Regions from separate parts of the Homo sapiens genome. Here region 2 is linked to region 1. Evidence: chromatin loops called from intact Hi-C (ENCODE). Cell type or tissue: ovary. All regions are shown on one strand. Each heading gives the region's core, and the rest is flanking DNA. Links, peaks and the distances in the headings are about the cores only.

Region 1 (16,329 bases), core at 3,011-11,010:
GTGGCTCACGCCTGTAATCCCAGCACTTTGGGAGGCCAAGGTGGGTGGATCACCTGAGGTCAAGAGTTCAAGACCAGCTTGGCCAACATGGTGAAACCTGTGTCTACTAAAAATATGAAAATTAGCCAGGTGTGGTGGCAGGCGCCTGTAGTCCCAGATTCTTGGGAGGCTGAGGCAGGAGAATTGCTTGAACCCGGGAGGCAGAGGTTGCAGTGAGCTGAGATCACGCCATTGCACTCCAGCCTGGGCAACAGAGCAAGACTCTGTCTCAAAAAAAAAAAAAATTAAAAAAAAAAAAAGGAGAAAGGGGAAGGAAGAAACAGAGTACAGATAAACCAATATTTGGGTACAGAAACTTGTAACAGTTACCTCTAAAAGATTGGTTCCAAACTGGTGCTTTAAAACATAATGCAGGCTGGTTGCGGTGACTCACGCCTGTAATCCCAGCACTTTCGGAGGCCGAGGTGGGTGGATCATGAGGTCACGAGTGCAAGACCAGCCTGGCCAAGATGCTGAAACCTTGTCTCTACTAAAAATACAAAAAAATTAACTGGGTGTGGTGGCATGCACCTGTAATCCCAGCTATTCGGGAGGTTGAGGTAGAGAATTTCTTAGACCTGGAGGCAGAGGTTTCAGTAAGCTGAGATCATGTCACTGCGCTCCAGCCTGGGCAACAGAGTGAGACTCCATCTCAAAAAATTAATAAATAAAAAATTTAAAAATCCAACTTTCTTTCCTTTTAATAAAGCATTGGGTAAAATTAAGTATGGCCTCTTTCAAAGAGGATTAAGGTAGGATAAACACAGATGCTTGAAAGCTAGCAGCAAATTATAACAAAACAAAAATATCCCACAGCAGTTTACATATTTGTTATTAGAAACTCAACAACTTTGTCCTGCAACAATAAGATATAAATATTTCTAGTTTAATACTGAATTTTTTTCACCAGATAGCTGAATAAAAGCAAATGGGGGCCAGGCACAGTGGCTCATGCCTATATCTCAGCACTTTGGGAGGCCGAGGCAGGTGGATCACCTGAGGTCAGGAGTTTGAGACCAGCCTAACCAGCATGGCAAAACCCCATCTCTACTAAAAATACAAAAACTAGCCAGGCATGGTAGCAGATGCCTGTAATCCCAGCTGCTTGGGAGGCTGAGGCAGGAGAATAGCTTAAACCCGGGAGGCAAAGGTTGCAGTGAGCCAAGATTGCACCATTGCACTCCAGCCTGGGCGACAAGAGCGAAAGTCCGTCTCAAAAAAAAAAAAAAAAAAAAAAAAAAGCAAATGGGGACCAACTCTTCCCTAAATTGTAAAGGGAAATTAAGAGTAAAGGCCGGGCGCGGTGGCTCACGCCTGTAATCCCAGCACTTTGGGAGGCCGAGGCGGGCGGATCACGAGGTCAGGAGATCGAGACCATCCCGGCTAAAACGGTGAAACCCCGTCTCTACTAAAAATACAAAAAATTAGCCGGGCGTAGTGGCGGGCGCCTGTAGTCCCAGCTACTTGGGAGGCTGAGGCAGGAGAATGGCGTGAACCCGGGAGGCGGAGCTTGCAGTGAGCCGAGATCCCGCCACTGCACTCCAGCCTGGGCGACAGAGCGAGACTCCGTCTCAAAAAAAAAAAAAAAAAAAGAGTAAAGGCCAGAAAGAAAGGACTTATCTCTTACCTGCTCTTTTCCCAATGGTAAGTTGGGATTGGAGTCGCAAGTTCATCTACAAGTAAAATCTCATTCCCACGGATTTTATTAGAAGCCAGTTTAAGAGTAAGAAAGTACAGTAAGGCCCCAGGATGGTACAGTGAAAGAAACTATGCTATCTGAGAAGTAGTTGTAAGGACACAGACAAAAAGCAAAACCGCTTTTGGAAACTGCTCAATATGAAAGTAGAGATATGTTCTATAAAGCAGAATGCCTCTGCATCACCCTATGCACTTCTTCCTCTCTGATTCCAGCCTTATGAAGTGTACTGTAAACCTCAAGATGTAGATAAATCCTGAGCATAGCTACAGTCTTGACAACTTCATCCATAAAATGGGATAATAGTCACCTCCTAAGATTGTTATGGGCATCAAAAGGGCAGGTACAAAAGCGCCCTGAAAATCACAGATAACGCAATTAACATTAGTTGCTATACCTCTCTTGGTACTCTTCATCAGAGACTTGGATGTGGTCATGCCACAGGCCCTTCTGGAAAGCTTTTTCTCTCCTGCACTTGGAGCTCCAACCTTCAAGACGCACCTCAAAACCTAACTCTTCCCTGGAGCTCTCTCTTGCTCCTGATGTTCCTGAAACCCTGCAGAACTTACTGCACCACGTGCACACCCACTGCCTTGCAGTCCTAGTGACTTTCCTGTCCTATCTCCCCAACTATACTGCGTCTGCCTCCTAAAAGCCTGGCTTGTACCTCTTTGACTCCCACACCATGAACTCAGCAAAGGGTCAATAAATATCTGTTGACTGATAGAAGCCATGATAAAAGATCAACAATATTTAATTTTAAAAAACACACACCTTAGGATATTTCACATTCCCTTCCCTCCCTGCTCCCCTACAGCTGAGAAGCAAGATGGATCAAGACTAAGAGCTCAGGCCCGGTGCAGTGGCTCACACCTGTAATCCCAGCACTTTCTGAGGCTGAGACGGGCAGATCATTTGAGGTAAGGAGTTCGAGACCAGCCTGGCCAACATGGCGAAACCCCATCCCTACTAAAACTACAAAAAATAGCCGGGCGTGGTGGTGGGCGCCTGTAGTCCCTGCTACTCGGGAGGCTGAGGCAGGAGAATCGCTTGAACCTGGGAGACGGAGGTTGCAGTGAGCCAAGATCACGCCACTGCATTCCAGCCTGTGCAACAGGGTGAGACTCTGTCTCAAAAAAAAAAAAAAAAAGAAAGAAAGAAAAGAAAAAGAAAATAAGACTAAGAGCTCAGAACTAAAAATCAATTTAATTTTACAGTCTCAAAATATGGAAACTCCCCAAATTCAACACATAGCAGCTGTTATGTTTGCAAGTGAGAAGGGTCAGCTGTAAAAATACAGCCCCTAGAATAGCGGTCACAGGGCAAACTGCAAGAACACCTCCCAGGGAAGCCTCCACTGCTGATGTGAAGCCAGGAAGTTAGGCTCAGCAGCGCCACAGGCCAGAGATTCTCCACTTCCTGATCTCCAAGAATTCCTTTAGTTTTCACTTTCTCTCTCACATATTAGATCTTGAAAAACCTCTCCTACCCAGCAAATGCACTAATTTGCCTAATTTTTTTAATAATTCAAAGGGATTCATAACTACCAATCAGAGCTTCTGGCCAGGTCAGATAACAGTATGCCATTCCATTCTGAGACAACAGAATTTAGGTTAAAAAGAAAAAAAATCTTTATTTTTGTTTTGTTTTAGTTAAGACAAGGTCTCCCTCTGTCTCCCAGGCTGGAGTACAGTGGTACAATCTTGGCTCACTGCAACCTCCACCTCCCGGGTTCAAGCGATCCTCCCACCTCAGCCTCCCAAGTAGCTAGGACTACAGGTACAAGCCACCACGCCTGGCTAAAATCTTGATAGTTCAGTTGGTCAATGTAATCTTTTCAAGTCCTAAATGTTTTACTCCTGTTTGACTTTTCAAAATATTGAAAATAGCCTTCATAGTCCCATTCCTACCTCCTTAAAAGCCTCCACCATTGGGGACCCTGGATGGAGGATGGGTGGGAACCACTGCTCAGGGCTGGTTGGCTCTCAGGGCTGCTTCAATCAGACCAGGATGCCCTGGTGACACCCAGAGAAGACGCTCACCTAGAAGAGGCCTGCTGGAGCAGCAGGACCTCAGGGGCATGTTGCCTAATAGGGTAATTGTGTCTCCCCATTTAGAGAGGAGCGTGAGGGTGTCAAGGGAATTAAAAAGATATGCTTAAGTGGATATCACTTGGTATGTATGACCAGTGCTTAAGTATTATTGGAAAAAACTCTAAGTATAATATTACCAGCTTGAGGAAAAAGCAAACAATAGTTTAAAATCCTGTACATTTCTGGGAAAATTCGGACATGTACTGGATTTTAGGTGGTATTATGGAATTATTCTTTGTTGTTCTGTGATGATGGTACTCTGTTTACATCAGAGAATGTCTATATTCTTAGCAGATTCATGCTAAAATTTAGGGGTGAGGTGCCGCTGTATATAAAACTTGCTTTCAAATGGTTTAAAAGAGAAAACGAGCAAGTATATATGCGAACTGTGATAAGACGTCGGGGGAGTGCATGCACGTACACAGAGAGATAAACCACATGTGGCAAAATGTTAATTGTTGGATCCAGGTAGGAGTATGTGGGTATTCACTGTACTTTTCATTCAACTTTCTGGTATATTTGGGAATTTTCAAGCTAAAAAATCTTGGGGGAAAAATCCTGTGGTAAACAGGGAAATTTTAAAAATTCAGATCCAGGTTGGGATTTAGATCCTCTAAACACCTGCTTAAACTTACACAAACAGATAGCAACGTGCTCTCATCTTCCCCTAACCCCTTTATCTGCGATGTCTTCTATGGATGGAGCCAACTGTGGCTTTCTCTCCCCACAGCAAGCACAGAGGGGAGGCATTTGGTTGGTAGGCCCCTCCATCTCTTCCCTCAGTGTTTACAGGCTATCCATAGCATAAGAAAAGGCTAAAGGAGGTGCACAGAGACTAAGGCTTTGAAAACTGAGGCACAATAAAAATGGAAGAGATCCTTGTCATAATCTACAGAAAACGCATTCCTAAAAACAATGAGCTAACATCCTACGACAGCCTGTCACAGAGAGAAAATCAACATTGCATGCAGAGAGAACCAGAGAAAGGAGAGAGGGAAGGAGAAACAAAATGCCCCAACTATGGGCACTTTTTGTCTTGCTTTTTAAACATCTGTATTGATAATTCACACACCATATGATTCATCCATTCAGAGTATAGAATTCAATGGTTTTAGTATAATCACCGTTGTGCAACCATCATCACTATCTAAGATTAGAACATTTCATCACCTCGAAAGGAAACATTTTAAGTAGCCACTGATTTTCCCTTAATCCCCCATCCCCACCTGCTGACAACCATTAATCTACTTTCTTGACTATATGGACTTTAAAACTCTGGACATTTCACATAAATGAGATCCTACAATATGTGTCCTTTTGTGACTGGCTTCTTCAATTAGTGTAACATTTTCAATGTTCATCCATACTATAACATGTATTAGTACTTCCTTATTATTGCTGAATACTCCATTATTCCAGCGTAATAGCTGACATTTTATCCATCCATTCATCAGCTAATGAACATCTGCATTGTTTCCACTTTTTGACAATTATGAATAAATAATAGTGTTAGGAACACTGTGTACATTTTTTGTGTGCACATTTTCATTTCTCTGGGCTATATTTATACACACACACACATATACAATTTTTGGTACTGTTCCTTGTGGAACAGGGCTACCCTATAGGCAGGGTGTCCAGAGTAGCCTTGGGTATATATCTAGGGGTACAATCCCTGGGTCACATGGTAATTCTATGTTTAATTTTTCAAGGAACTGTTAAACAGTTTTCCAAAGTGGCTGCAGAATTTGACACTCCCACTAGTAGGTAGGAGGCTTCTAATTTCCCTACATCTTCATAAACATTGGATGTTGTCATTTTGATTATAGCCATCTTACTGGGTATGAATGCCATCTCACAGTAGTTTCAATTTGTATTGTCCCAATGGCTATTGATGTTGGGCATCTTATTTGATTATGCTATCATGTGATTATCTGTATATCTTCTTTGGAGAAATGTTGTTTTAAATCTAATGCCCATTTTTAATTGAGTTCTGTATCTTTATATTATTAAGTTGTAAGAGTTCCCTATATATTCTGGGTTTTGTTGTTGTTTTTAGAGATGGGTTCTCACTGTGCTGCCCAGGCTGGTCTCCAGCTCCTGGGCTCAAACGATACACTCACCCCAGCCTCCCAAGCAGCTGGGACTGTAGGCACATGCCACCACACCCAGCTTAGAGTTCCCTCTATATTCTAGATACCACACCCTTATCAGGTATGATTTGCAAAATGCTGTTCTCTCTTATACTGTGGCCCACTTTTTCGTATTCTTATGTCCTTTGAAGCACAAAATTTAAAATTTTGATGGAGTCCAGTATTTTTCTTTTGTAAGGTGCCTTCTTACTTAATATGGTAATTGTGAGGAGTAGGAATTATTAATCACATCCTACAAAATGATGGAAACGAAGGTCAATGAAGTAAATAACCCAAGGTCTCACATGACTGCTGCACACGGTCCTGCCTGACACGGCCCACACAGAGGAACATGGCAGTCTTGGCTATGTGTGGGAGCTGAGGTATGAACTCAGACCTTCTGACCAGGCCAGGATTCGGGTTACTCATACACTTTATGAGTATTCTAATGTAATATGGCTGATTATTAAAGTAACTCTCCTGTTATTACACATTCAGCATTCTAAGGATGCTGCTATTAAAGTAAGAGGGCTTTGGAACTCATCTTCGGAAGCTGTACTGAGGGGTAGTGAGTAGCATGTTTCATGAACATACCCAGTTATGGCCAGGGTGGATTTGAGTTTATAAAGAAGTCAAAAGTGGCACCGAGTCTGGTGAAGGAGGTAAGTTATTAGGCTGAATTACACCATTTTAGATTTATACGTACAGTGACACACATCAATACAAAGTATAAGCAATGTTCTATTAAGGCTCAAAGTAGATGTAAATCTCAAAATCTGCAAAAAGTTGTTTCTGGCAATGGTAGCTAGATATAATAGATACCAAAGAATATTTATAAAATGTATAAAAAGTAAGTACTTTGATATATTTTTAAACACTTTTATGTAAAAATTATCCATCTTTTTCCTTTTTGGTTATACATGGTATATTTGAATCAAAATCACTAAATTAGAGTTGAAAAGCATTTCATTTTTTTCTAGAAAGGAGGCTTAAAAAAAGAATTTCACATGATTCAATCCTCTCATTTTAAGTGGGGAAGCATGCACAGGACACTGAAGGATTCATCCAAGGTCACTCATGAGAACACTGGCGGAACCAGGAGTACAATGTAAGAAGGACTGGATTCCCATGTTCTGTTTCCTAATATTAGCTGTCTTTGCTTTGCTTTCAGCATTTATGATTTCCCCCCTTCTTTCTCGCTTAGACTTCTCCAAGCGGATTATACCATCCGAGACTCTTTTCCGAAGGGTGGGGAACTCTGCCCAGACTTCATTGTCTATTTTCCAATTGCAACTTTCCCCAATAACGATTTATCCAAACATCTCAAATTCATGTAGATAACTCTGACAGCAAATAAAAGGTACACATTTTATAAAGTAAGTTATAAGTGAGATACTGCCAAGCTTTATTTCAAAAACCAGGCTCTAGTTTCCAATCTAAGAAGTAAATGGCTTTCTGCCTGTTTCTGCCTTTCCTCCCTCACTCAGGAGAGAGGGCCAAGGCTGTGTCTTGAGGGATTGCTTCATAAGGAAAAATCAAGGCAGGGCACAGTCCCAGGATGGCCAGCATGGGTTGGAAGTGAGCTAGCAGAAGGCTCTGGGAAAAGGGAACTGGATTCATGAGCAGGCTAGTTCAGTCCCCAGAGCGATTTCTCTCCATTGGAAACAGGTCTGAGTGCTGACACGGGGGTTTCCCACAGCTTCTGCTGGCCTCCAAAGGCATATTTGTCATCAGAGGCTCTTGATGAAGCTGTACATAAATATCTGACTGTTGTTAAATGCAAAACAAAACAAAACAAAAATATTCCACAGGAACCAAATCAAAACCAGCTGTGTGGGGGAGAGGCCAAAATCTCAGTGTAAGTGCAAAAGGCCCAGCAGAAACACTTGTTAATTGTGTTATTTACTTTGCTGAATAGTAAATTGCTGTGCCAATGAAGTCATATCACATGACCGTAATGTTTTTCATATGACTTTTTGGCTATGAGAGAAATGGGCATTTTCTAGAATTCTGAGTTCTATAGTGAATGAATCACAATCTACATTTTAATTCATAACCAATTAATCAGCTCAGCCCTGTTCATTTCTGCTGGTCTGTTTATGATTTTATAGCCTATGTTATGGTTGTTGCTTTCTTTTTAGATGATCATTCATTAATCCCCAAATCTGCAGAAAGGAAGTTCTATTTAGCACAACCTTGACAAAATGCAAATTATATTAATGGTGCACTGTAATTGCAACCCTGAAATCATAACTGCATGGTACAACATCAAATACTGACAATATGGTCAAGGCAAGGAAGTAAAACAGCCTAAAATTAATCCTGGAATCATGGAACGTGCAAACTTTCATGAATAGGAATGAAGTATTTCAGGGAAATTGGGTAAAGGGACTTAGGAATTTGAATTTCTCAGGGATATACCAATATAGCTTGTTCTATTAACTCTCTTATAAATTAGTCTTATCTCTAGTTACATTCAGTTAGAAAATATTTTGGCATTTCTCATAGTATGATGTTGAACCCACAGTTGGAACAAATAAATACATGTGAACTGATACTTATTCTACTCATAGGATGAGAAATAACTCTAAGAAGGTAAGTCACAGCAAATTTTTGTGGAACATGGCTAAGGTGTTCATATGTTTGATTTAGACTGAGCATTTCTTCAACAAACGCAGCTTTTTTTTTTTTTTTTTTTTTTTTTTAAATAAGAGACAGGGTCTTGCTCTGTCACCCAGGCTGGAGTACAGTGGCACAATCATAGCTCACTGTCTGCCGCAAACTCCTGGGCTCAAGTGATCCTCCTGCCTCAGCATTATAAGTAGCTGGTGTGTCACCATGCCTGGCTAATTTCTAATTTTCTTAAATAGAGACAGAGGCTCACCATCTAGCCCAGGCTGGCCTTAAACTCCCAGACCCAAGCAATCCTCCCAACTTAGCCTCCCAAAGTGCTGGGATTTCAGGTGTAAGCCACTGTACCCATCCCAAATGCAGCAATTTAAAAGATACTTGGGGAGAACCTCAATAGCTCCATGACTTGGACACCCTGTGGTTCATCAGCTTTAAGGCCATTTCCCTGGGTTCCAAATAGGATAAATAAAGATCTAGGAGGGATAGGGAGTCAGGATCTATCTCCAAGTATCCAAACCCATTCTCAGTAAAGGCCTTGGAAGTAAAGGTCAGAGCTTTATGCAAAATTCCCTAATTTACAAGGCAACATTTTAAGAGGGAAGAAAGCTGAGTGGGGCCTTTCTTCCATTGAACCTCCTAATCCCCCATGAGCAGAATGTAACTATAATTTGGCAAAGAATACGGCTATCTGTCCAAGTCCCCTTCTTTTTTTTTATTTCAATAGTTTCTGGGGTACAGGTGATTTTTGGTTATGTAGATAAGTTCTTTAGTGGTGATTTCTGAGATTTTAGTCCACTTGTCACCCAAGCAGTGTACACACAGCACCCAATATGTCTTTTATCCTTTACCCCCCCTCCCAAGCTTCTCCCTCAAGTCCCAAAAGTCCATTATATCATTCTTATGCAAGGCTCCTTCTTCATAAAAATGTAACATTAGCAAAGGCAAATGGCATTTATGTGGTACTTAAATTTTTTAATCTATAACTTGAGATTAATAAAATTAATCTACCACACACATTTCTCATTAAAATTTTTTTTATTGCATCCTAGCTGTCTAGCCTCTCCTCACTGTGCTAAATGGAATAGGGTAAATCTCCTTTGTCTAGCTAAATCCATTTACTAGTGCTATTCTTTTTCTCCAAGCTCCATCTCCATCCCATCTCCAACGCCAACCAGTCATTTTCACTCACTTATCCCATTACCTCAAAGTCATCACTACCTAAAACAATTCATCTTTGTCAGCCTGGTCCCCAGTCTCCACTATGCACCCTCACACATTGACCTCTCCCCCTCCAATAAAAAACTAACTTGGTAATTTGCCTGCTAATCTCAACAGCAGTATGATTATACCAGTAACCTAGTTCAAAATCATTGCAATCATTTCCAGGTACCTGATGGACAGGGGATGAGTGCAAAAAATTGGGTTGCACTAGTCAATCTCACTAAATCTAGATGATTCTAGCTTGGATATGGCTTCCAATTCATTACTATGTGCCCCTTTCTATATAAATATAAAGGAATTTGTAGTCTCTAGTTGGATCAGCTTTGCATTCCTCCTTCATAAAGGGGCTATATTTAGGGAGACAGACCACAGGTGCAAAGAATATGGAAAATTGTAATAGCATTGAGACTTTTTCTTTAAATGAAAAACAATTGCGTACCTTGCTACAACATGAATAAACCTTAAAAACATTGTGCTAAATAGAAGATGCCAGACACAAAGGATCATTTATGTGATGTGTCCAGAATAGAAAAATCCTTACAGACAGAAAGAAGATTAGTGGTTGCCAGGGGCTGGAAGGAGGAGGGAACAGGGAGTGACCTTTTAATAGGTTCAGAGTTTGTTTTGGGTGTGGGGGATGAAAATTTTCTAAACAGAGAGTGGTAATGGTTGCACAACTCTGTGAATATACTAAAAACCACTGAACTGCACACTTTAAAAAGGTGTGTGTGTGTTGTGTGTGGTTGTTTTTTTCCCCCCGCCCTTGCAGGCTGGAGTGCAACAGCACAATCTCAGCTCACTGCAGCCTCCACCTCCCGGGTTCAAGTGATTCTCCTGCCTCAGCCTCCCGAGTAGCTGGGATTACAGGCACATGCCACCACACCCAGCTAATTTTGTATTTTTAGTAGAGACAAGGTTTCGCCATGTTGGCTAGGCTGGTCTCAAACTCCTGACCTCAAGTGATCCACCCACCTCGGCCTCCCAAAAGTGCTGGGATTACAGGCGTGAGCCACTGCGCCCAGCCAAAATGGTGTGTTTTATGGTATGTGAATTATAACTCAATAAAGCTATTATTAAAAAACATTATGTTGACTTCAGGTAACTGTGGCTCCAAGTACATCACACTACTCATGATTTTGAGTAATATACTAAAGACTTGGCCTCGGAGACCTTTATTCAGTCTAGAACGCCCTAGGCTTCTTGCCCTTCCCTTCTCTACTCTTTCTCTGCCAAAATCCAACTTTTATTTTTAAAAATAGTCTACTCATCCTTTAAAACTAAGTGAAATATTTGTTCTCTTCCTGTGAAGCTTTTCTTGACATCCTATTCCCCTAGGCAGAAGTAACTGCTCTCTCAGCACTTAATATACAAATGACTAAAACATTTTTTATTGCATTAGAGCTCACTATTTCCATGTCAGCTTCTCACACTAGACTATGAGCCCTTGAGGGTCAGTGTCTCATTAACTTCTGTATTCAGTTACTAGCACAGTGCTTGGTATCAGATTTTCAAAAGATGTTCAGTATATTTTTTAAACACGTATTTTATAAACAAAGTATATAATGGTAATGTCACATATAATTATCTAGTTGAATCGTTTGCAATTCCAATGTTGATTGATGTAAATAGTTAACCCAAAATGAGAATTAATTTAGCATCTTGATTGTGTTGCTAAAATAAATAAGTGGAGACCTTTCTACGTAGAATGCAGAATTCTGTGTTTTTATTACTGACCACCTGTAAACGCATTGAGAATCAAGTATGTAAATCAAAACACTACTTTTACACAGATATACGTAAAGGTATATATATATTTTAACATATATTTATATATTTTGCTTATATGCGCATACACACATTTTTCAAAGTAATAGAAAATGATGTAGTTAGAACAGTAATTTTTGTTGCTAGGAGGTCCTCTACTAAGTACTATATTTCAAACCTTATCTTAAAACACAGTCCTATTCAGAGTTAAGAAAAATAATGATCCTTTTTGAAGACGGGTTATAAGCTCAAATACCTATTAAGGGTCACCTACTAAAGGGCATCATCTAAATAAAGAATATAACCTAAAGAATATCTCTGGGCAGGAAAGTAACAACAGTGTTTGTCTCCAGGAAAGGAACTGAGGAGCTAAGGGACCTGTATAGAAGGAAGATATCCTTTTCACAGAATTTTTTTTTTTTTTTTTTTTCCTGAGACAGAGTCTCGCTCTGTCGCCCAGGCTGGAATTCAGTCGCGCGATTTCAGCTCACTGCAACCTCTGCCTCCCTGGTTCAAGCAATTTTCCTGCCTCATCCCAGAGTAGCTGGGACTACAGGCGCACATTGCCACACCGGGCTAGATTTTGTATTTTTAGTAGAGATGAGGTTTCGCCGTGTTGCCCAGGCTGGTCTCAAACTCCTGAGCTCAGGCACTCCACCAGCCTTGGCCTCCCAAAGTGCTAGGATTAGAGGCATGAGCCACCATGCCCAGCCCAGAGTATTTCGTAATACCTTTAAATTTTATATCAAGTGCATTATCTATAAACTTTGCTTCTTGGCTCTAGCTAACCATCACTATTAAGAGATGCATGTCTGGAGTTCCCAGATCTGATTTTTCAAAGTTGGAAATGGGAAAATTCAGACCCTCTTGTGATTTTTTTTTTGAGATGGAGTCTCGCTCTGTCGCCCAGGCTGGAGTGCAGTGGCGCCATCTTGGTTCACTGCAACCTTTGCTTCCCGGGTTCAAGTCACTCTCCTGCCTCAGCCTCCCGAGTAACTGGGATTACAGGCATGTGCCACCATGCCCGACTAATTTTTGCATTTTTAGTAGAGACGGGGTTTCACCATGTTGGCCAGGCTGGTCTCAAACTCCTGACCTCAGGTGATCTGCCCCCCTCGGCCTCCCAAAGTGCTAGGATTACAGCTGTGAGCCACCACGCCCCGCCTAAAACTTGTGGTTTTTAAATGATGGCTTTATTCAGAATTTAACAAACTGGGCAGGCCAAAAAATACATACCTGCAAGCCGTATCTGGCTCACAGGCCAAACAGTTTACCATCTCTAATCTAAAATTTGATGTGACGTATGATTCCAAAACTAAAGATATAATTTAGTAGAGGAAAATTCAAAAAGAAAACTCAGGCTCGTGGATGAAACCATGCTCCCTTCTGCTCCACCATCTATTTAGTCACTATTGCTTTTAAACTTTCTCTAAGTCTTTGAAAAAGCCATTAAGGTTTGACCAACTAAAATGTAAGATAAACCAGGTTAAATCTAGAAACCTACCCACTATTCTAGCAACTGCTCTGTTTTAAAGAGTGAAAAATTGGGTCAATTTCAGGTTGAAATTCTTCTAGCTAACAATACATAAGTTACTTCTAGCTGGGTGGCAAAACTTCCTTAGCCATCAAATGACTGTATGTTTACAAACATCTATGTTACCTCTTCCATACCATCAGGCAGTACAGCATTGCTTAAAAGATAATACGGCAGACAATAAACACAATGTTCTGAACCCTGCCTGGGAACCCAATCACAATTCAGGGGAAAAATACCTTAAAGTCTCTCAAAGAGCAGCAGAGATGCCATTCATCTCCTGAAACTTGAAATAGACTCTTTGTGGCTCTAACTATTGGCCATAAGTGGAAGACTGCATCTGTTTAATGCCCAGAGGGCACCAAAACAATTTAAAGAAGGACTGCCTTCAGTTTAAGTCCAGCACTAGAGATGTACTATCTTGCCTCCCTGGTGTACCTGAAAAATCTCACAATCTGCTCAAACCTCCAATGGGTCTGACTTTGGTATTTCTACATGGTCTTCCTATACTCAGCACTAGCTCCACCTCTCCAAACAGCAGCCCTTTCACCACTGGCTGGTCCAGTATTGGGCCTGGCCATCTATTCATTGACAACTTGGGGCCTCCCTGAATGGTGAGGATATGCAACCTATGGAGGAATTTATAGATCTTTGCACCCATGCAATCATTTGACAAGATGGCTGGGGGAGTTTTGCCACCTAGCTAGAAATAATTTATATATTTCTCTTTAGCTGGTGGGAAGAATTGCAACTTAAAAGGACTAATGGCAAGTGCACTACCCCTGCAGGACACAGGAAGTCAAGGTTTTCCTTATATAGTTTGTGGAAACACAACATAAGCTACATTTCTCCTCATGGCTTCTTTATCCAGGTAACTAAGGGGAAAAGATTGATTTAATCTCACTCATCAATTCTGAGGAATTGCACATTTTGCCAAGTGATCCAAATAGCTCTACCACCATACACAGCATTCCCTTTTCTAAGAACAGCGAGCATTTGGAAAAACACAATAATTTTTTTTTTTTTTTTTGAGACGGAGTCTCGCACCGTCGCCCGGACTGGAGTGCAGTGGCACAATCTCGGCTCATTGCAACCTCTGCCTCCAGGATTCAAGCAATTCTCCTGCCTCAGCCTCCCGAGTGGCTGGGATTACACGTGCCTGCCACCATGCCCACCTAATTTTTTTATTTTAGTGAAGACACGGTTTCACTATGTTGGCCAGGCTGGTCTCAAACTCCTGACCTTGTGACCCACCCACCTTGGCCTCTCAAAGTGCTTGGATTATAGGCATGAGCCACCTCGCCCGGCCGATAATTTATTTCTTAAACTCAGTCTTTAAAAAAAAAAAAAAAATGATGCAATGACCCAGGAAATTAAGATCTGCAAAATATTTTAGCTGAGAAACAAAGCATAACTCTCTCGGGTTGTGTCTGGGGAAGCCATTTCATGGTGGGGTTCAGGGTCTAAGAAGACTGATCAAATCGTGAAAAAGCCAGGCATGTTCTTTCTGAAGAACATGGCCAGAGTCCAATACCTTCTTTCTAAAGAACATAGCTGGAGTCCAATGTCTTTACCAACTTACATTTTGATATATGGACATTAAAGCCAACTCTCTCCAATGGTCATACACATGCAGATCTTCAGTAAGGACAAGAGGTGCCTGGAAATCTACAACCTATACTTCCTTTATCACACTGATTTTGTGTATTAGGCACCTACTGGACAGCAACCTACACACATCAGTATCCAGCACTTGCTGAGGGTTATTCGTTCTCTGGTAACTAGCAGACTTATTTAGTGATATTTGCTCTAAGTTACAAAAATTAAAATTAATTGCTTTCTTCCTTTTCCATATGGCGAATATCAAATAGTTTTAAGCATGTCAGTCTTCACTACAGAAAGCTTGTTTTGTTCTTACCTCAGCAGCTTGGGTTTCTTGATGCAGCAATGTAAGACCAGTCAAGTCTTCTAAGAAGGAATGTGAAGAATTAAACACCTTGGCTAGGAAGTTAAATCCTTCTCGTTCATATTGATCAAGAACCTGTAAAACATTTACATTTTTTAAAAAGGAGTCTCCAGACTTAAAATGCAAATTAAAAGACTTTCACTTCTAACAAGCTCTTGTCAAAAATAAAATTAAAATGAGAATTAAACATGGGGATAATAATGCAATCTAGTGGCCAAAAAACTAGTACGGCTTAGTATTTATCATCTTTTCCCTTCTTAGAATAACAATAACATTATCTTCCAGTTTGAGTACCAATGTTTTCTCAAAGTAAGTTTCATGCAAATTCACTAAAAATTCTAGAAAAGTTAGGAGTAGTTAGTGGCTCTAAAGTTCAGTGGTTAGAAAAGAACAGGTGAGAGAAAAGCCAAGAAAATAAATTTAAAAGGATAAATGAGAAGGGAGGAGAAAAAGGATTTTGTCAAAAAAGTGTGACATACGAGCTAGCCAAATATATTTTTAAAAATAATTTTAAAATGGAAAAATAAATTTCAATAGGTACTTCACAAAAGAGGATATCCAAAGAGCCAATAAACATGAAAATGGGCTCCATGGCATGAGTAGTTGATATGAAAACTGAAACCACAATGAAACACTACTTTGCACCTATCAAAAAGACTAAAATGACAAAGAAAATACCAAGTGCTGGCAAGGATGTGGAACAACCAGGACTCTATGCCCTATGATGCAGCAATTCTACTCTATGTGTATATACACCCAACAAAAATGTGTACATATGTGCACCAGAAGACACAAACAAAAGTGTCCACAGCAGCGCTATTCATGATAGCCCAAAACTAGAAACCATTGAGGTGACCATCAACAGTAGAATGAACAAATGGATTGTGGTATAGTCATGCAATGGAATACTATATATCAGTGAGAACAAACTACCTTCAAACATAATGTTACACAAAAGAAAGAAGCAGTATGTACTGTACAATTACATTTATATAAAATTAAAATGAAATAGGCAACATGAATCTGTGGTGTTAGGAGAAAAGATAGTGGCTACCCACAGAGAGACTGTAAGGGGCACAAGGGACATTCCAAGGTGCTGGCAATAATTTATTTATCTAAGCATTGGTTACATAAGGTGTACTTCTTGAGAATTCATTAAGTTGAACAGAAGACTTATGTGTTTTTTTTGGATATATGTTATCCTTACATAGAAAGTTAAGAAATAAAAGGCCTATACACTTGAGAGGAGACTA
Region 2 (16,329 bases), core at 3,125-11,124, 160 kb before region 1:
TTTTAAGTGTAAATAATAGAATCGCCAAATTTTATGTGCAAATCACAATTGACATTATTATGCAAAGTTTTAGGAAAATAGAAACAGGAGTAACCTCCTCTCTCAGACTCCCTTACACCAGCCAGGTGACTCCCCCCTCATTTTTCTTTTATTGTGGTAAAAAATATATATATTATAAAATGTATTTTCTTAAGTGTACAGTGTAAGGAGGAAAGGCGATTGGCGTGTGGTTAGGTCCTTCTGAGTGTTACTTGTTTACTGTGTGATAGTTATTTTAGTAACATTACCATTGTTTGTACTGTGTTTTCTAAGAGCCTAATGACAGATTTCACAGGCAGATTGGAAAGATGCTGCCTGTCTTACTTCTTCGTGTTGTAGGGTATTTAGTGCTGCTGTTTGATGAAATGTTTCCTATTTGGGCTATAGCATGCTCCCTCCTTTATATTTAATGCCTAAGAAGTTATCTGCAATAAATGACAGATTCATAATTATTTGAAAAGGAATAGCCTAGTGTATCTCTTTAAGGAGATTACAAAATGGTTTTTGTGCTTTATCTTCTTAGAGTTTGTTAATAACATGTAATGAAAATGTGATGTATTTTATCACTAAAGCAGTCATAATAATTCTGGGGAAAGGAGTGTTATTGGAAAAGAGTTTTGGCTGGGTGTGCTAGCTCATGCCTGTAATTCCAGCACTTTAGGAGGCTGAGGCAGGCAGATTGCTTGAGCCTAGGAGTTTGAGACCAGCCTGGGCAATATAGCAAGACCCCCATCTCTACAAAAAATTTTAAAAATTAGCTTGGCCTGGTGGAGTGTTCCTTTGCTCCCAGCTACTTGGGAGGCTGAGGTGGGAGGATAGCTTTAGCCCAGGAGTTTAAGACTGCAGTGAGGTGTGATCACACCACTGCACTCCAGCCAGGGTACAAAAGGGAGACCCTGCCTCTAAAAAAGGAAGGAAGGGAGAGAGAGAGAGGAAGAAAGAAAAAATAGTTTCGGTAGCTAGCTAACAAGGCCTGAAAGGTGCACGGTTTGGCTGCATTTTATTATAAGCATCATATGGAGACATTTTCTAGTAGAAAGATGGAGAGATCAGGTGGCTCTGAGCCAGAGTAAGAAGCAGCAGAGGCCGGGCGAGGTGGCTCGTGCCTGTAATCCTAGCACTTTGGGAGGCCAGGGTGGGCGGATCACATGAGGTCAGGAGTTTGAGACCAGACTGATCAATATGGTGAAACCCTGTCTGTACTAAAAATACAAAAAAAATTAGCTGGGTGTGGTGGTGTGCGCCTGTAGTCCCAGCTACTCAGGAGGCTGTGACAGGAGAATTGCCTGAATCCAGGTGGCAGAGGTTGCAGTGAGCCGAGATCATGCCGTTGCACTAGCCTGGGCAACAGAGCGAGATGATGTCTTATAAAAAAAAAAGGCAACAGAGAGTAAGACTGAGTTCTATCCAGTTTGATTTAGGGGAAGGGGAAAAAAAGAGAGGTTTCCTTAGTGATTTCTTCAGAATTTTGAAAATTAGAATTCCTGGGATTTTATTCCAGCCTCTTAGGACCTGGTGTATTTGAACTCATTATTAATTTTTTTGTTGATATTGTTACCGAACCACCAGGGGTTTGGTCTGGGTCCTGCTGCTCACCACACAGAAAGCCAATGACTGGGATGAGGAGTATTGCCAAGGAAGAAGGCTTTCATTGGGTGCTACAGTCCAGGAGATGGGGCAAATCCATCTCCCTGATGGACTAAAGCTGGGGTTTATATAGCAGGGAAGAAATGAAACAAGATTTAACAAATAGGAACTTGGGAGGAGCAAGGACACAATCATGATGAAGGACGGTCCCACATCTCTTTGTCTGGATGTAGTTACCTGGTGGGCTTCAGTTCTTTGACACTTGTTTTTTGTTTTTGAGAGGACTGAAGGTCTTTTCTTAAAGACCTCAGATAAAACAAATGTAAGTTTTAAGTTTTAAGACTAGAAAGGTCAATTTCTGCATTTATCCATTAACCTATCCATGACACTGTTGGGTTGGTTCCAATACGGTGACCCTGAGAAATACATTATTTCTGTTTATTTCTTAAGAAAAGTCTTAAGAAGATGAATGTCTGTTTGGAAGTTGAAAAGTACTCTGTGTTTGGAAAGAGTGGATTAAAGGATGGGAAGAGGTGGAGTGGGATTCATCTTGTGGAAAAATCAGTAAGTTTTTTTTTTAATGGCCCTTGATATTCAAGTGCAATCTGGTAAGAAAGAGCTCTTCCCCTTTCTCCTGCCTGCCTGCCTATTTATCTACTTATTATCCATATGGACTCCGGGGTTCCTGTCTTACTGAATGAATTGTAGCTGTCCCAGAGTTGACAAACAAGAACCCTGTCCACTGGTCCTATGTCCTTGTCATAACCTCCATTATTTCCTTGTGGTTGTTGAGCACTTTCTTATTTTCTGGCCTACAAGTTGTTCTAGGCTCATCTTGTAGCCTACCTGCTCCAGCCATGGAATTAGCCGTTTTTCCAGGGGACTCCAGATCCTTTTAGTGGGGAATAGGATTTAGAAGCCCAGATCCAGGTGCTAGGTGTTATCGTTACTATGGATTACATAGTTTTTCATGGTAACTTATTGTTACTATGATCACATTGCTTCTAGACTTGATTTGTCTAATAGTACAGCAGACACCAGCCACAGGTGTTGATTTTAAATTAAAATTAAAAATCTAGTTCCTCAGCTGCAGGAGTCACATTTCAAGCTTAGTAGCCACATGTGGCCGTTCGCTACCATATCGGACAGCACAGATACAGAACATTTCTATCATCACAAGAAGTTCTATTGAACAGTGCTGTTTCTAGATCCTTTCCATGGAAAGAGCTAGGAGATAATGAGTTCCTGGCGATGCTCCAGGGCTAACCCAACTCTCCCGAGCTCCTCCTCGCCCTCCCCGTTCCATACTCTATCTCCCTGGTTCACCAGTAAGAACTACATCCACACATGTACTCATGGTCCACTCCTGCAGTGCACTTCAGGTAGTTTCAGAAGCATGGTGCCAATACCACTTTGAAAAACAAACTAAAAAGAGTTCAGGATTTGTTTATGGTTTTTCCTTCTCCCATGCTGAGGGTATAATAGTCACAGGATGAATTTGAAGAGTTACTTTCCCTTTTCTCCTCAGTATTGTTGTATTATTTGAAATATATTGTTAGGTTCATTCATTTCTGTTTGCATTCAGTTTTAGACTTTTTCCATCCTTTCAAATTTTATTTTTTGAGTATGTAAGATATGAACATGCTCCCCAAAGTTAAAACTGTACTAAAAAGTGTGCTTTTAATGTTACTCCCTACCCTGTCTTGTTCACACCTTTTACTCCCTTCCCTGGAAGCAAAGCATCCTTCTTGTGTTTCTGTTTTGGTAAATCAAGCAAATATGTGAATGTTTTATCATTTCCCCTTCTTTCTTTTTTTTTATTTTATCTTATTTTATTATTATTATACTTTAAGTTTTAGGGTACATGTGCACAATGTGCAGGTTAGTTACATGTGTATACATGTGCCATGATGGTGTGCTGCACCCATTAACTTGTCATTTAGCATTAGGTATATCTCCTAATGCTATTCCCCGCCCCCCCCACACCACAACAGTCCCCAGAGTGTGATGTTCCCCTTCCTGTGTCCATGTGTTCTCATTGTTCAATTCCCACCTATGAGTGAGAACATGCGGTGTTTGGTTTTTTGTCCTTGTGATAGTTTACTGGGAATGATGATTTCCAATTTCATCCATGTCCCTACAAAGGACATAAACTCATCATTTTTTATGGCTGCATAGTATTCCATGATGTATATGTGCCACATTTTCTTAATCCAGTCTATCATTGTTGGACATTTGGGTTGGTTCCAAGTCTTTGCTATTGTGAATAGTGCTGCAATAAACATACGTGTGCATGTGTCTTTATAGCAGCATGATTTATAGTCCTTTGGGTATATACCCAGTAATGGGATGGCTGGGTCAAATGGTATTTCTAGTTCTAGATCCCTGAGGAATCACCACACTGACTTCCACAGTGGTTGAACTAGTTTACAGTCCCACCAACAGTGTAAAAGTGTTCCTATTTCTCCACATCCTCTCCAGCACCTGTTGTTTCCTGACTTTTTAATGATTGCCATTCTAACTGGTGTGAGATGGTATCTCATTGTGGTTTTGATTTGCATTTCTCTGCATTTCCCCTTCTTTCTTACATGTGCGATAGCCTACTGTGTGTACTCACTTCAGCCTTGGTGTTTTCTTATTTTGTTTGTTTGTTTGTTTGTTTGAGATGGAGTTTCACTCTTGTTGCCCAGGCTGGAGTGCAATGAGGCAATCTCGGCTCACCACAACCTCCACCTCCTGGGTTCCAGCGATTCTCCTGCCTCAGCCTCCCGAGTAGCTAGGATTATAGGCATGCGCCACCATGCCCGGCTAATTTTGTATTTTTAGTAGAGATGGGGTTTCTCCATGTTGGTCAGGCTGGTCTTGAACTCCCGATCTCAGGTGATCCGCCCGCCTCGGCCTCCCAAAGTGCTGGGATTACTGGCGTGAGCCACCGTGCCTGGCCGCCTTCGTGTTTTTCAATGACACATCATGGAAATCTTTTCCTACCAGCTCCTCACTCTGGATTTCAGCTGCGTGGCACTCTATTACCTGCATGCATCAAAGCTCATCCAACCAGTCCCCTGTGTTTGGACATTTTGGCAATTTCAGGTGCTTTACAATACTAACAGTGCTGCAATGGATGACCTCGTGCATTTTAATATCTTGTGTATTTGTAATAGAATTAAAACTCTTGAAGGCAAACAGTGGGTGCAGTGTAACAGTATGGTAAATTCATATCGGTTGTGAGAGTCATTCTAGGCTGCTTCGTGGGTAGAACCTTGAGAGGGCTCTGTGCTGAAATGAAGAGGTTGTCACCTGTGTGTGTGTAGACTTAGAGTGGGATGTGTCACCTGTGAGGAAGGGAACATTTATTGAGTGCTTACTTCAGACTGGCCGTGTGTTGGACACTTGAAATATATTATCTCATTTAACTCTCACAATAATTGTGACCCTTTACACTAGGTAGGCACATTTCTACATCTATCTGTCTATCTCTGTCTTTTTGTCTATATCAGATTGATTTTATAAAAGCAAAAATTGAGTTTGTGAGAGGATGATGTGTCTAAGTTGTTGGCAGCTGGGATTAACCCTGCTGTGTGTGACACCAACACCAGTGATCATTTGATGATGCCATAGCTACATCCCACCTGGGGAATTACATGCAGCTTTAGAGGTGCACATCATGTATTTAAGATGACACTTGACCAGTCCAATGTCTGGCATGTGTTAGGTGCTAAATAATTTTATGTTGACTTGAATTGGACCCTGTCTCTAGGGGAAGTGCTGTTTGAGCCCACGTTCCCGTTGGAGCAGGCATCCTCTCTTTGATCAGCAGTATATATTTACAGTGTATTTGCCCCCGGCCACAGAATAGGGCAGAGCCCCTAGGCTCACACTGGGATCAAAGCCATGGTCACTAGCCTTGTGCTCCATCCAGCTGTGTTTGCCACAGACCCACTGAGCAACCCATAATGAACGAGGAAGGGCCCAGTGAAAGAAAACGCAGCCTCCCCTCGCTGATGGGGGGCCTTTGAAACACGGTCCTGGTGTGAGATGGGCCCCTTGTTGTCTTTGCTTCTATGACGCTTCCTTTGAAGTGTTTGCTGGAGCCCGATGTCCCGATTCTGGTGTGCCCTTGAGTGTGTATTCCAGGCTTGGGCTCTCCGGTTCCTGTTGCAGCTCCTCTTCCTCCTCTTCCCTCCCTCTTCCTTTGCTTGCATTGTCCTTTCATCCTTCATTGTTCATCTGGTGTTTTGTTTTGTTTTGTTTTTTCCTGGCCCTGTCACTTCACTTTTCTCACCATAGGGGTGAATAGAAAAAGAGGGAAAAACAAACTCAAAACCACGAATTCATTCAGCTTAACAAAAGGTTGGAGGAAGCCTTTGAAATCAGGTGCTGGGCATATAATAGGAACTCAGTAAGAAGAAGAAATTGATGATTGGCTAAAATGGGATTGGGGGTTTTCCCTGGATTTTCTTTATCTTTTGCAGAAGAGTTGATTATATATATGAGACCTCAAATGTTCTGCAGTATCTGTAGTTTTTGGTATCTGGATGTAAAATCTTTGGCAACATGATCATACCCTCTTTGGCAGCTGTTGCTTCTATGTCTTTAGAGCCTTTAGTTTGGATGTATATGGACCAGTTACCAAGAGACTATTTCACAAATTCCATGAGAGTGAAGGAAGCAATTCCTCATTTCAGGTTAAAAGTGAACCCAGAGGAAATGGAAAAGCTGAGGTTATTTTAGTCCCTTGACCCTGCTAGCAGCTGGGACGTCGTAAACAGTAATGTGTATTTATAGGCAAAACAAGTTATTGTGTTCATGTCTACACAAGCTTTAGAGAGAGGTGAACTTTTCATCATGGAGAATGATGATAGGTCCTGATTCTCAGCATCCAGAGAATTGGGAGGGCTTTTTTCCAGGGCTTGTTAGTAACAGCAACTCGTGAGCCCTTGTGCGCTGGCACTGTGCTGCGTGCTTCATGGGCACGATCGTTTTATCCTCACAGTTCTATGAGGTGGAGACTATCGTTATCCCTCCTTTACAGATGGTAACACTGAGAGTTCTGTAACTTGTTCAGGGTCACACACTCTGGTAAGTACCAGAGCCAGGATTCAAAACTCAGGCTGTGTGATCCTAGAGCCAGTGCTGTCAGCCACCATGGGATATTTATGCTAATAGCACACATATCCAACTGCGATGAATCATTCGATACTGGACCCTAATGCCTGATAGTTTGGGACGATGCAGCCTAAGCACTCTCAAACCACACACTACTGAGGATATTTGGGAGGTGGGGACTGTTCATTTTAGCACACACAAAGGAGGATGGAGGGAAGTAAAGGGGTGGAGGCCCCGGGACGTTAGTAGTTCGGCACACTCCAGGTCCCCACAGCCTCACCAGGGTTCCCTCAGGGATTGTGGAAGGGGGAGTGCTGTCCAGCTGCCCCCAAGAGGCCTGAAATGAGTCTTTGTACAGGTGAGAATCCCACAGGAACAAACAAGGGTTTTCTTTACGCTTGGGAAGCTGCTTTTTAGATTGTTTTAATTCTTGTTTAAAATCTGTGGCCCAATTTTAAGTTAGTGGCCCAAGCCAATAGTAACCTTAGCCTAAAAGATTCAAACTGGAGCATTTTATAATTTACTTTAAGTATTTGAAGACATGTGTTTTTTTTCCCTCTAGATTTCATAAATCAAAGCCTATGGAATGGAATCCTTCAAACTATCTGCTCTTTCTTTCTGCCACGCCTCCTTGGCATAGTCTAAACTTGGTAGGGTCAGTGCTGAAATTCTATATTCTTTACTTTCATACTGTATCTTACAAGTATTCCCAAAGGCATTCTGGGGATTTAAGAGGATATTTTATGGTCATAAATGTAGTTGTCCTAAATTACTAATGTGGAAACTGCAATATTGTTGTTACATCGGGATTTTTAGTTTCTTTAGCATCCCCCCACTTTGCCCCATGTATGTCAGTTGTGTGTGTTTCCATTCCCATTAGGGAGGATCGTCACCGAGGAACTGATTCTCTGTGAGGTTTGCTTCAGGGTTGTAACCTGCCTTCCTGAGGTGGAAGCAGAGCTGCTCTTCTCTGAGGGCCACTCTTGGATCTGCAGATTCCCTGGAAGTGTTTTGCTAATGGAGTGTGGTACCTTTAAGTAAAGGTCACAGGCCTGACCTGTGTTGTGTGGGTTTCTTGTTTGTCAGGCTAGAGGCATTTTCTCATTTTCACAGTTGAGCTGAAAACAAAGGCCTCCTTATCCGAGCAGGGAGCTGTGCTCTTAAGAGCTGACATCAGCCTTCTCCCAGCAGGCCTCGCTTCTGCCTTAAGAGTCTTCGCAGAGAGCTGGGAAGGCAGTTCCCCATCTTGCTGCTGGCATTTTTTCTGGCCAAACGACGACACAGAATGAAGAAATGCCAAGGGGGGACAGGAGTCAGAGAAGCAGAACAAAGGCTGTTCCAGGCTGCACTGGGGACTTAGGCTTTAGCCTCTGTGGTTCTGATCTGTGCCATGAAGTTTATAAAAGTGGGACGAAAACCTTGAAAGGACTTTTTTCTCAAAGAGGAACGCCTATTAGAGGACGTTTGGGGTATGTGACAGAATGTGCATTGGTCTGTGCAGAGTCACCTTTTAACATGATGCAAGTGTATTCAAAATGTAAGGAAACAAAACAACCCAGGATTCTGCTGTTTTCCTGATCCTCTGAGTGTGCTTTTTGGAATGCTGTCTTCGCGAAGATGCTTCTGCTCTGGGCACATATGTAGCAGCTCTTTTTATCCGTAGCTAGAGGATTAACCTCGACATTGCCTGTGACCTTCATAGACCTCTTACTGTGACACAAAACCAGTTTGTCCTGAATGTATATGAAGTGCTGTCCCAAATCTACATTAATAGATTTGATTGAAGACTGGGAAGAGAAATGCTAACAAATTTGGCTAGGTGTGGCTATTGATGGTTCTTTTATTTTCCTCTAATTTCTTGCTGATAAAGCAATTATTTGCTTGTGTCACATGGCAGCTGGAACATAGCAAGGTGGTTTACAAGCTCCACATTCTGTATCTGGTGTAGTTTTTAGTTAAATGGCAGGTCTTGCTCTCTCTCCATTTTGCTGTTTCTATGGGTTAAAACACACACACACACACACACACACACACACACACACACACACACACACTCTTCATTTTGAAATTTCTTCACAGATTGTCTCCAAAACATAATTAGAGGGCTTAATGTTGCAGTAATGTTCTGGGTCTGGCAGTAGCTAGAAACTGTGCCAGACAAGGGATCTGAGTTCTGGATCCGAGCCTTCCAGCCCCAGCAGAGGCAACACATACTGCAGAATAGAAGGAAGCAACTGTTGCTACTGCCCTCTCCTCCAACTTCTTATACTACCTCTTGCCTTTCTTCTTGAAGAGACCTAAGAATAATGCAGCTAATGAATCTACATAGAAACAAGCTCCAGAAACTGGGTCAAGGCCAAGTAGAAAGGACAAACCAACTCCTATTACGTCAGGTCAATGTAGAAGCACATCTGAGAACTGAAATCTTGCTGCATCCCTAAATTTCCATGTCATTGAACCCAACTAGGGATGGTTATGAGTTTTCTAGCTTGTTAGGAGTCATTTCCTCAGCTGCATCTGACAACTGGAGTGACACCCCTCGCCACTGCTCAGACTGTCTCAAAACACTCTTCTCTCAAGATGCTCTAAGGGAAACGGAAGTGTTCCCTGGTCAAAGTTCGGTGGTCCCAAACTCAGTCTCCCAGGTCTGCTCCTGCATGTTAGCACCTTTCAGGCTTTGAGAAGTCTTATGCGCAGAAACACTGTTTAGCCGAGTTTCTCAAATGGAATTGGCCATTGAATCTGTTATGGACTGAGTGGTGTCCCCTCAAAATTCTCGTGTGGAAGCCTCAACCCCCGATGTGATGCTCTTTAGAGATGAAGCCTTTGGGAGGTGATGAGGGTTTCATGAGGTCATGAGGGCAGGCTCTGGTCTGTTAGGATTAGTGCCCTTATAAGAAGAAACAGCGATCTTGCTTGCTTTCTCCCCACCACATAAGGACACAGCAAGAAGGCGGCTGTCTCTAGGCCGGGAAAAGCGCCCTCACCAGTCACCAACCATGCTGGCGTCCGAATCTCAGACTGCCAGCCTTCAGGACTGTGAGAAAACAAACGTCTGTTTAAGTCACGAAGTCCACAGTATTTTGTTATGGCAGCTCAAGCTAAGACAGAATCCTTCATCCCCTTTTCATAAGACCTATTTTTAATATTCCTTGGAGCATACTTGCCCCATAAATATTGCCTAACAAAAGGAGCATTTTATTTGGTTCCAAAATTCTCTTATCACAAACCTTCAGACTTGCAAGGCTCTGGTGCTGTAAAGTTTAAGTATGAACATGAAATGGTGTTTAATTCCGTGACTTGGGGCTGCTGGGTGCCATCTTTAATGCTTGGGGCTTTCAGAGAAATTCACTGAGGCCAGAGAAATTGAGGAAACTTGAGGTTCTGTCCTCCTTTGACCCTGTGCCTGCTTATCTTCCATCCCTACCTCTCCCCGCCTCCATAGCTATTTCTAGAGAGATCACCTGTTCTTTTATATCCACTCCCTAGTCCAGTGCTGTTATCCATACCAACAATTCTGTTGAATCCTCTCCCTGCATTCAGGAGTGACCTACTGGTTGCCAGGTTCAGGAAAGAGTGCAGTCCCTTGTCTTATTTGATTTCCTCTTCCCTGAAGGGCTCTCCTCCCCTGCTTCCTGTGGCCCTTTTCTGGCTTTCTGTGGTCCCCTCCCACCTCTGTGGCCACTCCTCAGGATCTTCCAGAGACTCGTTGTTATTGGTATTCTCCAGGGCTCTGGCATTCTGCCTGCACAGACCCTTATAACCAAGTCACACATGAACCCGTGGCTGGACTTGCCACAATAGGTTGAGTCCCACATCTTTACCTCTAGCCTAGACCAAGCCTTCACACCCCATAGATCCACCCTCTCACTGGGTGTTGTATGTGTGCCCTAAATTCAGCACCGCCTCACTGGAATTGCCATCAGCTGCTCCATTGTTCTTCCAGCACTTCACCAAGTCTACTCCTTGCCTTCTGTCCCCCTATTCATGACTGATACAACTCTCTTTCCATTTGTCTGGGACGTTGCCTCCTCCTTCCTCCTGTCATTGCCTGTGGATCAGCCTGCTAACTTCCCAGTAGGCCCTGGCTGGGGCTGTAGTTTAGCCCCCTGTTTGCACGGCAGTGCCCTCCTGGCTGGTCTTACTGGTGCTCGAGTGTCAGAAGGTGGTTTCTGAAGTATTCATCTCTGCTTGGAATCCTTCCACGGCTCCCAGTCCACCACAGGGTGACACTGCCAAGGCCCATCTCCATGGGCGTCTGCCTGTAGGACCCCCTGGGCTGCAGCCCAACTGGGGGCCTGCACACTCACTTCATCCTCCAGTGTGGTTCTGAAAGCCACCTCCTCTGGCAAGTGGCACTTCCTCCTGCTTCAAGGTGAATACTACTTTGTGTAAAACGATGACACTCTGCTACAGTTGGGTGTCCAGCTGTCTGTCCCCTTCCCTGGTCTACAAGTTCCACCAGACCAGGGGCTGAATTTGCTCAGGTCTGTAGCACTATACCCTCCCAGTGCCTGACACCAACCAGGTGCTGAGTAAATGTGTGAATGAAAAAGGAGCCACGAGGAGAGCTCTGTGGAAACACTCTTCCCTTTGGGACAGATGTTAAGAATCACTTTTAAGCCCACATAAACCCTGAGTGGCACCACTTAGTATACTTCCATTTTCTCCCTTAGAGCCTTGATGTTTACTTCCACATGTGCCAGAACAGAGCGCCACCGCTCTCCTTTCCCTGCTAAGCTCTTGAAAACAGAAAACGAAAACGCACACATGCGCGAGGTTCAGTCGGTAGCACCAGCCCTGCCCGTGATGCTTCTTTCACGGCACGTGATCTCATCCCGGTGTTGACTCTCAGTAAGAAGCCCCCCAGGTTTCTTGTGTGGATGAAATGATTTTTTTCACTCCTCTGTATTTCTTGCTTATGCATCTGGCTCCAGTCCAAGTGTGAACATAAAGTGAGGTATATGAAAGTGAGGAATTCAGTGCATTTGGGTTGAGTCTCACAGGGCAGAGAGATGACCAGACATTTCTTTTGGGTGGAAATTGACCCAAAGTGCAGATTTGCTCATACTCTGCTAGAAAAGCAAACACATCTCGGCCCAAGTATGTACCAGTTCTGGTATTTTTCAAATTTTTCCAAAAAGTCCTCAAAGCCAAAGTGTTTTTCGGCTGTTTTCTAGTAGATTGTTGTTGCGTTTATTTTATTTTTGTGTGACAGATTTGTGCTTGTATCACTAATAGCTGTCATCCTCTGTGTGTTGGTTTTGAATGACACCACATCATTTTGTCTTAGGCCGTTGGCTTTTGAGCAAGTTACGTCCAGTGATAGAAACACAGACACTCCATGTCACCTAGAAGCTGACTGTCTACCATGGCTACGCTTGGTAGGGGAGGCATTGCTGAAAGGCGCCTGAGCCATGCAGCTCCTTCATCGGCAGGGATTCCTCTAGAACCTCATTGGAGGACTTTGCTGAGTTTATCACTGGATTGTGGCTCTGGCCCCCTTTGGACTGTGAAATAAGACACAGTTCCTTTAGGATGACCATCAAGGACTTTGTGATCTGCTCCCAAACTCCCTCTCCCAGTATTATTACTCAGAAGATGGCCTCCTTGGCCTTGCCTTGAAAGTCTCTTTGGCCACTAGCCATGGTTTAATTTCAAAATAATTTATTTAAATCCCTGCTATTATTTCTCGACTTTCGGCAAGCTACACAGAGTTTGTTGTCTGTGTGAGAAGCAGGTCTCGTGCAATTCAGGGCAAGCAGTTTGGATTCTCCAACTTCCCTTGTGACTTTCATTTTGAGGCTAATATTTGAAACTAACATATTTGTTGCCAGTGGCATCTTTTCATGCATGTCAGGCCTCTCTCCATCACGCAGGCTCCTCCTGGTATCCCTGTGCCAACTCTTGGGGAAGATTATTTGAGGGCTCCCGACAAAGCGATTGTCATATACAGCCGTCCCTGGATATCCTTGGGAGATTGGTTCCAAGACCCTCGAGGATACAGAAATCTAAGGATGCTCAAGTCCCTCGTGTAAAATGGCATAATATTTGCAGATAACCTATGGAAATCCTCTCGTATACTTAAGTCACCTCTAGCTTACTTATACCTAATACAATGTAAATGCTGTGGAAATGGTTGTTATACTGTATTGTTTAGGGAATTATTATTCCTAAGCAAGAAAAAAGTCTGTACCATCAGAGGCCTGACTCCATTTTCCATCCATGATCGGTTGAATCTGTGGATGCAGAACTTGAGGATATGGAGGGCAGTGTATACCATATTACCTGTGCTTTAAATCACATCATTCTACATATTCCAGCCAAATTTGGTGATAATCTCCTCTTTCTATCCTTCCTGCACCGTTTCCTCACCATAGATACTTTTTATTTTGGAGAAAGTTCAGACCTACAGAAATGCTGAAGGACTAGCACAGTGAACACTCACATACCCTTCCCTGCATTCATCGGTTGTTAACATTTGCCCGTATTTGCTTTATCTTTCTTTCATATGTGTGCAGACAATGATATGATCTCACATCATCTTTTCATATTCAGTAATGCCCTTTATACTTTAAGATTTTTTAAAAAATTCTTTTACATTCTTTTTAATTCAAGATTCAGTAATGAATCACACTACACTTAGTCATTGTATTTTCTAGCAATCTTTAATCTAGGAGTTGTCCCACTTTGCAGGGGGAAGGGTTGGGGGCTTTCATGGGAAGAGGGGACCCAGAGACTGCTCTGGAGTGTCAGCTCCTCAGGGCCTCTCTTTGAAACACCCAGGGACCAACGGCAGGGGGTCGCCTGTCCATCAGCACTGGGAGGGGTGACGTTGTATATGATAAAGGAGGGATTTAGGATATGTGTGGTTCCTCTGTGGTGGGAAGTGTGCATTCAGAAAGAGGACAAGGGAAGCAAGAGAGCTGTTGGAGGAGGCAGAAGATTTGGAATGCAAGATGGCGAGATACATGGAATAAATTAAACACCTCATGCCTGCTCTAAGATAAATCACCTTTTCATAATATTTGATTTCCTGCCCCAAAGGCTCATCTCTGTCTAGCCAACAATTCCAGCAGTTTTACTTTTTTAAAAAATCCAGTATCTTATTCATGGCAGAGGTGGAACATTCCCCTGTCCCTTTTTCTCCTTAAACCTACAAATCTGAAACAAGACCATAATAGATTTCTCTCTTGGGAGATCCCTCAATTTTTTACTTATAAATAATTCATTCAAGGCTCCATTGAAGTCTCTCTCCCTCTCTCTCTCTCTTTTTTTTTTTTTTAAGATGGAATCTCAATCTGCCACCCAGGCTGGAGTGCAGTGGCGCAATCTCGGTGCACTGCAACCTCTGCCTCCTAGGTTCAAGCAGTTCTGCCTCAGCCTCCTAAGTAGCTGGGACTACAGGCATGCGCCACCACATGAGGCTAATTTTTGTATTTTTAATAGAGACTGGGTTTCACCATGTTGGCCAGGGTGGTGTCGAACTCCTGACCTCAAGTGATCTGCCCGCCTCGGCCTCCCAAAGTGCTAGGATAACAGGCATGAGCCACTGTGTCCAGCCCAGTGAAGTCTCTTGACTGTGAAAACTGGTAGCATTTAAGTGTGTGTTGGGGCATGTTCTAGTTTTTAGCAGCATATTTGATGTATAATAAAAAGTGTTCTTGGGATTTTGACTTGATGTTAATAACTCCTTAATGGAGCAGTGATTGGAGGATGATATGTACATAGGACCTAGGAAGGTCACCAAGTTGTGACACTTGGAGCCGGTGGTGGTGGTGGTGGTGGTGGTGGATCCCTGGGTGCTGGGAGAGGGCAGAAGGCAGGCTCTGGTGAGATGCTGCACATGGACCCACCATGGGCGCCTTCCGCCTCCTGAAGCCCAGATCCCTGGGGCCACCTCATTTTTTTTTTTTTTCTCTTTTCAAGGATTGGTTGGTCAGCATTTTTTCATTTCCAAGAAATATCACAGTATCTTTCCAGTAAGTTGCCCCTTTTTCCTTAAACTAGGTTTGTTTTATGTTGCTTGTAACCAAAAGAACTTTTTAACAAATACAGATATTTGGGTTGTTTACATTGTTTTACTGTCATTTGCAGAACTTCGAATATCTCCATCCTTCCTCCCATCTCATATATTCCCACTTTTATAGAAGTGGAATTTCTGGGTCAGAGGTCTTCCATGTCTGTTTTCGCTGGTGTGTTCTGCCAGCTTCACTCTATATGGTTTACTGATCTGTTCCCACCAGCAGCTGTATGCATCTGTCTCTCTCTCGGCATCTTCCCACAGGTGACTGCTACCATTTATTCATTTATATAATATTTGCAAGTTTCTCGGGGAGAAACATTGTTATTGTGTGTTTTTTTGTTTGTTTGTTTGTTTTCTGCTACTAGAGAACTTGAATGATGTTTTCATATCCTTATTGGCCGTTTGCATTTCTTCTTCTGTGACCATGATGTTGTTTATACCTTGTCTTTTTTGTAAATTAGAGTATTCATCTTCTTTCTCTTGATATGTTACGACTCTTCATATTAAGGATGCTCTGTCAAATGCGTTGGGGAAAATAAGTAATGTTATTTGCTTTTCAGCATTATTTACTGTATTTTTGAAATATAGATTTTTAAAATTTGGATGTGGCCAAATCATTAAATCTTTTATTTAATGGAAAAGCCTCGTAAAATGTTCTGGAAGGGACTGAAATGTATTGTGTAACACCTGGCCTGGGTGTGTCTTGATGGTAGAATGATTGTATGTGTTTAATACACATGTCTGCCGTGGAGCGGAGGGAAGCTTATTGTTTGTGTGTCATCACTTCGTCAGTCCATCCCCCCAAACCTCTCCTGAGGGCCTCCTGGGTTGGGTGCGTTGGGGAGATATGAGTATGCTTGGGGGAGTCAGCCCTGGGTAGAGAGGAACTTAACTAGGCCAGAGAAGGTTTCTGCCATGGTGATGGGCAGGAATGTGCCCATCCTTGGCGGAGCTGAGGGGGCTATGGCCACTGTCTCCCAGAGGCAGGCCTGGAATGGGAGCATCGTCATCGTGACGAGAGTGGGATTGCAGCCCACTCCTTCCCGGGTTGTCTTCTTTTTTTGTCCTCTTTTTCTCACCTGGTCCCCTCCAGGATATTTTTCACTGTCACATTGAGCTTTTAGAGTATTTGATAGTCTCTTGTTGAGTACCATTAGTAAGCTCTGAAATCAGAAAAGTTTAAATTCTGCTTTTATTTAACCATTTTACCAGATGTTTCCTGTGGCTTGACAGATGTACCATTTACTAGAAAGTTACACTCCTGAGATTTGGAATGTTATGGACACTGTTGCTATAGACAGTGATTCTGTCAGGGCAGGATTTGGAAGACAATTTTCACATCATTTTGGGGTTGAAGATGTGTTTTTCACCAGAACAGAAATGCTATTTTCATAATCTGCTTTTATCTTGTCTTTTATAATTAGAACCTCTGGTTTATAAAATACTATATCTGGTTGATCAGAGTTTACTCTGATAAATACCGTGGTGCTTCAATTGGTGTTACTTTCTGAAAGCAGCTGGGCTTGGGTATATCAGGGTCTTGTTTGCAAAACTGACCTGGGTGTAAAAGA

What was found. Hi-C counts contacts between places; a loop is a spot of excess contacts. Peaks named below come from ENCODE experiments on the same cell type or tissue, not always from the same donor. Only the 100,000 strongest peaks of a DNase experiment are listed, where the experiment ranks them.
Region 2: a loop joins it to region 1, with 2.0 times the contacts of the local background. A loop is called at or near these places in 1 of 110 quality-filtered maps.

Annotation. Positions count from the first base shown.
Region 1 is chr3:11,425,626-11,441,954 of GRCh38, reverse strand. It overlaps ATG7 (autophagy related 7), which reads right to left. Exons shown (of 21, transcript NM_001349232.2): 20 at 15,029-15,151. Among named protein-coding and RNA genes, the nearest start is that of ATG7, 160 kb to the right of the region's middle. In ovary, for the core only: no CTCF peak of the experiment used is centred there; DNase peaks (open chromatin) are centred at 3,094 and 7,554; H3K27ac peaks cover 5,311 bases.
Region 2 is chr3:11,583,121-11,599,449 of GRCh38, reverse strand. The region is part of intron 2 of VGLL4 (vestigial like family member 4); the gene reads left to right. Among named protein-coding and RNA genes, the nearest start is that of VGLL4, 53 kb to the left of the region's middle. RefSeq lists enhancers at 5,171-5,701, 5,702-6,233, 15,193-16,031. In ovary, for the core only: no CTCF peak of the experiment used is centred there; a DNase peak (open chromatin) is centred at 7,926; H3K27ac peaks cover 5,091 bases.